3 separate regions of the Mus musculus genome follow, and all the other regions are linked to region 3. A link is a loop called in an ENCODE intact Hi-C map of the cell type or tissue named here. Cell type or tissue: heart. All regions are shown on one strand.

Evidence for each region. Peaks named below come from ENCODE experiments on the same cell type or tissue, not always from the same donor. Only the 100,000 strongest peaks of a DNase experiment are listed, where the experiment ranks them.
Region 1: it touches region 3 in a loop (2.0-fold over the local background); 8 of 42 quality-filtered maps call a loop at or near these places.
Region 2: it touches region 3 in a loop (2.0-fold over the local background); 2 of 42 quality-filtered maps call a loop at or near these places.

What each region holds. Positions count from the first base shown.
Region 1 is chr16:57,550,363-57,552,862 of GRCm38, forward strand. The region is part of intron 1 of Cmss1 (cms small ribosomal subunit 1); the gene reads right to left. All of the region lies in intron 4 of Filip1l (filamin A interacting protein 1-like), which reads left to right. Among named protein-coding and RNA genes, the nearest start is that of Cmss1, 55 kb to the right of the region's middle. In heart, a CTCF peak has its summit at 1,470 (motif pointing left); no DNase peak of the experiment used is centred here; H3K4me3 peaks cover 1,146 bases; H3K27ac peaks cover 117 bases.
Region 2 is chr16:57,484,184-57,486,683 of GRCm38, forward strand. All of the region lies in intron 1 of Cmss1 (cms small ribosomal subunit 1), which reads right to left. All of the region lies in intron 1 of Filip1l (filamin A interacting protein 1-like), which reads left to right. Among named protein-coding and RNA genes, the nearest start is that of Cmss1, 120 kb to the right of the region's middle. In heart, no CTCF peak of the experiment used is centred here; a DNase peak (open chromatin) is centred at 1,218.
Region 3 is chr16:57,418,573-57,421,072 of GRCm38, forward strand. The region is part of intron 1 of Cmss1 (cms small ribosomal subunit 1); the gene reads right to left. All of the region lies in intron 1 of Filip1l (filamin A interacting protein 1-like), which reads left to right. Among named protein-coding and RNA genes, the nearest start is that of Filip1l, 67 kb to the left of the region's middle. In heart, no CTCF peak of the experiment used is centred here; DNase peaks (open chromatin) are centred at 989 and 2,259; H3K27ac peaks cover 925 bases.

The DNA.
Region 1 (2,500 bases), 130 kb after region 3:
TCTGTTGACTTAGGCTGAAAGGCTGAAAACGCTTTCATATTGTTGGCATGGGAAAGACCATACAAGCTACTGTTCAAATGTTTTACAGACACGAACTACAACCATTTTGAGGTACAAAGGATTATTTTATTTGTATTTGTCAGGGGGGGGGGGAGTTAAATATGAGATTTTAAAATGAAACATTTTTTAATGTGATCAAAATTGAGAAATGTTTTTAGTAGTTCTTGTAGTTGAGTTTTAAAAGTATATGACACACCTACTATTTTTGCTGCCTATATGATTTTTTGTTTTGTGTTATTTTTATTTGGAGAAATAAAAGGCTGATTTTTTTTTTCTATCCTAAAAATAAATTACATGTTGTCAGGTCTGAAGATAGGATAAATAAACTGCAAGTTAGTACTAAGAAGTAAGATTCCTCCAAACCATTACTTCAATCCAAGGGAACTAACTCTCTCACCATGAAGAGGGGCCAGCAGCCAGCCAGGCCACAGTGAAGATGTTCAGAATATGTAACAGAAGAGAGGAGGTTTGTTGTCTGTCTGTCTGTCTGTGTTTTATGGACAGTGATTGGAAGGAGAAAAATCCGTGCCTTGGGAAAAGGTATCTGCATTTTCTATAGTAGTGGAAGGGGAAACCAGAAACCATCAATTATTGTGTCGGCTATTTCAAAGCACCATCTGTAACATAAACTATAGTTCAACTCTTGAAAAGCAGAGCCTCTGTCAAAGCCCTGGAAGCTGTGTCCCAGAGTCTGCCTTTGGTTTTGAGCATACAAACATTTTTCTAACATTTCAATCACATATTTTAAAATTACAATTTTTTTTCAGATAGACAATTTTAAGCATGCTTTAAAAAATTAAGACCTCTTTTAAAACTGAAAGTTAAACCACATTTATCATGGATACACTATCTCAAAGTGGGCTGTCTAGGTGAGCATTTCTTCTCTTTCTCTCTCTCTCTCTCTCTCTCTCTCTCTCCCTCTCTCTCTCTCTTTCTCTCTCTGCTTTTTTACACTGCAGTTTTAGGCTTGTAAATTCATTTCCCCTGTTATAACAATTAACCTAGCCGTTAATCAGTGGACTTTCATTGTATTTTCTTAATACATGAATCAAGTTGTTTGTCCTCATTTTCCAGTCTTGTTGAAATTTCAACTAATTTCCCATAACACACACACACACACACACACACACTATGGATTGCATTTTAAGATTCTCTCTGGTCTGTTCCCATCAAACAAGTACCTCTGGTAATAAACAGAGTTCATTTAAACATGAGAAATGAGGAAGAATACATTTCCACTAATTGTTTGTAGGTTTTTTACAAGGTAAATAGGAAAACAACAAACAAAGAAAACAAAAACCCAAACTCTCATTTACAGGAAAAAAGAAGGGTGGGCCAGGCAGAGTCCTGATCGGAACAGAAAGCAACATTGGCTTCAGCCTCCCTGGGGACCCGAAGGGTGCCACCTGTTGTTCATACATCCAATCACTACCTTTGGAAAAATGATATTAAGTTTATGTAGTTTGTGATGGACTATGAATGCTGCTTCACTTTCAGCTGATTAACTAGTTTCTGTGAACTATGTTTAAATGATCTTTAAAGAGATTTCAAGTATTCCTCTGGCTGCTTCTGCATCACCACAGCATCTCTGAGCCACCAACCCAATCACTTGAGTTTGATATATACTGCAAAGACTATTAGGTTCTCCTCTGGCTGCTTATTTGAAGTGAGGTGTGTGTGACATTTGTCTCATCCTTCTATGAGGTTAAGTGATTACTGATAGATCATCACCAATGCGGCTGTAAATAATCCACATCCTTCCTTTTCATTAAAAAACAAACTTGAGATTCTCTTTCCCTCACTAATCTGCATTAACCGTGCCTCTGACTGGGAAAGCTAGGCCAACAAAGGTGAGGGGCCTTGCCAAGCAAACATTTTTAGCCATGAGAAGAAACCTCCCTCTTCATGCTTGTATGAAAGGTTTCAGCAGATTAAGATAGGATCACAGAACAGTTGTACTTCTGAGTTTAAGAACAGTAAAGAACACAGTAGCAGTGTTCTTTCTCTAACCTGACCAGCCTCACGTTTCTATGCTCAACTGGTTCCCAAATAAGTCTAATACAATTCCGTTATGAAGAAGTTAAGGAATGCCTGCACTGCACAGGAGACAAGATAGGAAGGTGACACTGGAACAGGTAGATGCAGGCACACTCAATTTCTTGTTTCCATTTGGAATTACTTACTCTTGTCCAAAGGCCAATTATCAGCAAATGACATTAAGTAGACACCAGAATAGCAAACATTCAACTCCACAGAAATGCACTTAAAACAGGCCTTAGTAGGTTCTAAATGGATTAGTAGGTTCTAAAGAGACAATAGGATACCTCAAGAGCATGTGTGTGCCCACGGCCTGCTAACACAGCAAAGAATACCAGCAGACCTTCACAGCTGCTTGTGGCAGTAGTCATCTGGTCTAGATGCCTGGCATTATGGAAGACAC
Region 2 (2,500 bases), 66 kb after region 3:
AGTTACGTCATTGAGGCTATGCACAATCCAGAGGGACTCAAGGGGCTGCACTGTAAACTGTTACAATAAATATTAATGAACATCATGCCTGATAAAGCCTGCAGTCTGTACACATGCACCCACACAAAACGGGACTTTTCACCTTATATGGCTACTTTTCAAGACTGACTCTTTCTTCATTCCACTTTGTTGGCCTGCCAAACACAGAGTACATTTACTTTAAAAACACCAATTAAAAATATTAACAACATGAAAATATATAAACTGTGGTTTAGAGCCAAAGGCACATAAATTGACATAGATTCAGATAGAGAGTAAACATGAGAGGAATAACAGAAACGCGTACATCATCCAGAAAGAAGCATGAACAATAGCCCGTGGTGACAGTGATCCATCTTCCTCCTTCCCAGACTCGGCTGACTCCTGCAGTGGATCAGCTGACCGTTAGGAAAGCTTATGGAGTGGGTGGGAAGGGGAGCGGACAGGGCTAGAGTACTGTAAAGATTTGCAAGGCCTGCGGAGGAAAGAGGGAATGCTTCCAGTTCACAGTGCAACCTGGGGCGGCCCTAGAGGCCTCCATTGACCTGTCCAGGAACAGTGCTTCCTTAAGTATCCGAATCCAGGACTTCTCCCTGAGCCTCTCTAACTGAGGCACAGCTGTGGAAAAGGGCTGGGTAAGGAGTTGTAAGATCTAGATCACATTCAAGTCCTGCTACTTGATTTCTTGGAACCTTAGTTTTCCCTTCTGTAAAATGGGTATCTATAGACATCTATACCTCATACTAGTTATTGAGAGGAGTAATTAAAACCGGGTGAGTAAAGTTGATTAGTTGGACGGAAAAAAATCTTTATTGACTTTGCTTGTTGACTGGAAGAAAAAAAAAAAAAACCTAATAAATCTGCCCTGTTTTATTGAGTTACTGTATCTTTTTATTCAATGCTGAAAATGAACTTAACCTGCCTCGTGGTGGAGCCTTGTAATTCTTGTATTACACAATATATATTCTAATATACAATATACACTGTAGACAATTATGAAGGAAGGAGGGAGTCGGGGTGGGGGTGGGGGTGGGAAGAGAGACCAAAGAAATGACTAGGCATATGCACATGTCTTTCTGCCTGTGTGACAGAGGCAGGCCCACGCTGCTATCGCCTCTGTCCCTATGGGAGTGGTGTTCGTCGTATTCTCCGAATAGTGAACATGCTTGGGCTTACGGCCAGAAGACCACAATCCCAGACTCAAGGCTGGTAGGTCTTTTTAAGAATTACATGAGTAATTTCCTTTAATTGTTCTCTACACAATCGCCCCCACACCCTGGGTGCTGATGTGATAATGTGCCATGAGGCCAATCTCACTTTGTGTGTCAGAACATGCCTTTGTTGCCGCTCTTATTTCTCCTGCTATCTCTAAATGGTTATTGCATTTTGATTTAAAGATTAGTAAATATATGATGAAGCCAACAAAATGAATTGGACCTCGATAAAGATTAAATGACTCAGTTCCTCTTCAGAGTGTGTTTAAAATTATAAAGGCAGCATAGAAACTATTTGAACATTTTTACAACGAAATTTTCTAACAGTTGCAAATATATTCCATGTATTTCTGTCACCTTTATAACCTATTTCAGCAGATTATTACTTAAAAATACAGAACAAACACTTATCCTGACATGACAATAAGCTGGTTTATTCTGTGTATGTGTGTATATGGGTGTAGCGTGTGTGTGTGTGTGTTCTGTATGAGTGTACATGTACCTGTGCACTCACATGCAGAGACCAGAGGAAGATATCATGTCCTCTGCGGGACCACTCTCTTCCTTATTCTCTGGCCTTTAAGGCAAGATCTTGCCCTGAACCTAGAACTAGGCTGGTGGTAGCAAGCTTGTCTCTACCCCTTTTACAGTGCTAGAGCTACAGTGAGACAAAAATACCTGCCTTTTAAATATTAATCCATCTCTCTCTCTCGCACACTCTCTCTCTCTCTCTGTGCGAGTGTGCGTGCGTGCGTGCGTGCGTGTGTGTGTGTGTGTCTGTGTGTGTGTGTGTGTGTGTGTGTGTGTCTGTGTCTGTGTGTGTGCGCATGCCTGAGGCCAGAGGAAGACATCAGAGCCCCTGGAATTGGAGCGACAGGCTGCTGTGAGCTACATAACTTAGGTGCTGGGAACTTAACCCTAGTCTTCTGAAAGCAGCAAGTGTTCTTTCTCCCTGAGCCATCTCTCCAGAGCCCTAAAGGCCTTCTCTTATGTGGGTGCGGGAACCAATCCTGGGCCCTCATGTAGTACTCGTGCTTTCTGCTGATGCAATCTCTCTCCAGTCCCAACTGGCTGATCTTACTCACAACATCAATACTGACAAGTTATGCTTTCTGCTACACACATAACCGGCTTACAAACACACTAGCTTCCACTGCCAAAGCATATAGTCAAAACTCCTCCACATGTCTATGCATGGCTTTTGTCTCCATGTCGTTCTTTTGTCTGTCATGTCCCTTCTACCTTTC
Region 3 (2,500 bases):
ATGAAGTAGCAAGAAAAATAATTGGGGGGGGGTGGTTTACTGCAACATGAGGAACTGTACTTAAGGGTCACAGCACGAGGAAAGTTAAGGAGCGATGCCTTAGAGTTTTCTGAGTAGCAAAAGCCTGAGCGAAATGAGAGTCAGGAATAAAGCAGGTTATCTGCAGCTAGGGCTTGGAGGATGCTTTTGCTAAAATGCATCAACTCTCACATGGGCCTGCAGATGCCCAGCGACTAGCAAAAGCACTTTCCTGCAGTTGGTATCAGTGATTTGTATCATTCTCTTGTGACTGTTTTGGATTCCAGGGAGCCACAGATCTGATAAGTGCATCAGCGGTTTTGACAAGGCTCTCTGATTATCCTGAACTAATGATCGATCAGACCTCAGTCTGACTTAAGGCCATTTCTCTATGCATGCTTCTGACCCTCCACTTCAATCCTTTCCTATATAACCCGGGAGTTAATGTCAGTACGCATAGAAGAGGAACCTAGTCCTTTGCCTTTTTACTAGAGTCAGATTGGCTGGCTGTCTTTGCCTTCAATACTTCTATCTCATTAATTGGCATCTTGGGGCTACTTGGTAGTACCTGGTCCAATGGAATTCCTGGAGCTGGAGTGTTTGCCATAAAACTCTTATAATAAAAATCTTTATGTAATCTAACTGGAAGGAACACAAGTAGACGGATTTTGGAAAGACAAAACAAATCTTTTGCAATGGAAAAAAACAGTGTACTAGTCCCCCCCCCCCCCCCGCCCTCCCCCCCCTGTGTGTGTGTGGGGGGGTATAGATAAGGGAGGAGAGAGGAAAGAATAGACTGTTAAAGATGCTTGAAGCAAGGTTTCTTTTGGCTGTGAGGACTGGCCAGCACTTATTTTCCATCCAGGACCTCACTTTCATCACTGCGACTGGACATCCTCCACTGGGTGGTCTGTCACTGATCCTCAGGCCAGGCTGTGGCGACAAGCACACAGGGCACACACAGCCAGCACAGGGTCTGCTGCTCCTTGTCCTCCCTGTTCTGCTCTGTCAGGTCTCGCTACTGACGTACAAGGCTTCGCATTTTTCTGTGGTGAGTGGAGGCTTGTTACATTTGTCCCAGTTCTCAAGACCTGGGGACTCTGGCTTGGTTTCTCATCTTCAGTCCATTTCTTTCCTTGAACTGTCCGCAGGAAACAATCAAGTGTAAAGTCACTTTAAAAGGTTTAATCCTCCTGTTTCAATCCCTTTGTGTGGATGAAACGATAATATAGCAACTGGGTTATCAACTATTTGGCAAAAGGAAAAAAAAAAAAACTCCTTTTGATATTTTCCTCATTTTCTCCATAAAAGGAAAACAAATTCTTCAGTGAATTTAGTATCATCCAGAGGGGTTAGGAATGCATGATTATGTAATCCGGCAAACAGTGTCTAAACCAAACACAGATTATCAATTTCCAAAAACTTAAAATAAAATAGGGTGCCTTAACATTTTCAGTTGGTGCCAGTGGTGAACAGGGATCTGGCAGCATCGGGAGATGTTGGCTAATATTTCATTACGATCATGGTGCTTGCTGGCTGGCTAATGGAGCGCCAGACAACAGAGTCACCTTATCTATTGCTGGCTATTGTTACTGGCTGGTTTACTCACTAGTTTTTTGTTTGTTTGTTTTTTTGTTTGTTTGTTTGTTTTTCAAAGAAGACTCACCGTGAGTAAGCATTTATAGCACTGAGTGCTATAATTATAAAATTTTCTTCATAAGATGACTGTTAGGAGTCGGGGGTCTTCCTAACTTTGATGCTAATCCCATCCCACCTCCCGCCCCCACTGTCATAATTTTGGATCTTGAATATGTAGTTATAATTATATCTAAAGACAAAGTTCTAGGGTTTCTATAAATCTTAAAATATTTTTTTAAAAGGTCAGAGATTTTGATCTTATAGTCAAAGCAATCAAAGGGGAAGAGAAAGGAGACCTACTGTGAACTGCAAGAAGACCTACTGTGAACTGGAAGAAGAGTCCTGAATCAGAGGAAAGACAGGAAAGAGGGTGCTGTAGCTCCTTCTTGTCCAGACTGAGCTACACGCTGGGCCTCTATAGCAAAAGATCCAATTTGCAATCAGGGACAACATGTGGTGAACAGAAGGAAAAAAAAAAAGATACTGAGGAATCAAAGCACAGACAGCTTTCTTTTCTCTGATGTTAGACTTGAAAACATCATGAAGTTTGAAACCACGTAGTAGAGTCCTAAGATACTGTCCCCACTCCCTTCCCCCACCAGCCTGTGTGAACTCACCCCTCCTTCCCCAAACCAACTACATATAACTAATTGTATTTTCTTGGGAAGGCAATTGTTGACTAATGAATCATCTTTCCTGTAATTTTTATTTTTTTTGTAGCCCTAGTTTGGCTAAACTCCCTGGCATTCCTGCTGAGGTATGTAATGGAAAATTTGACCTCACACTTTGCTTTTTTGTAACATCACAAAACACTGATATAACAGGGCTACAAAAAAAAAAAAAA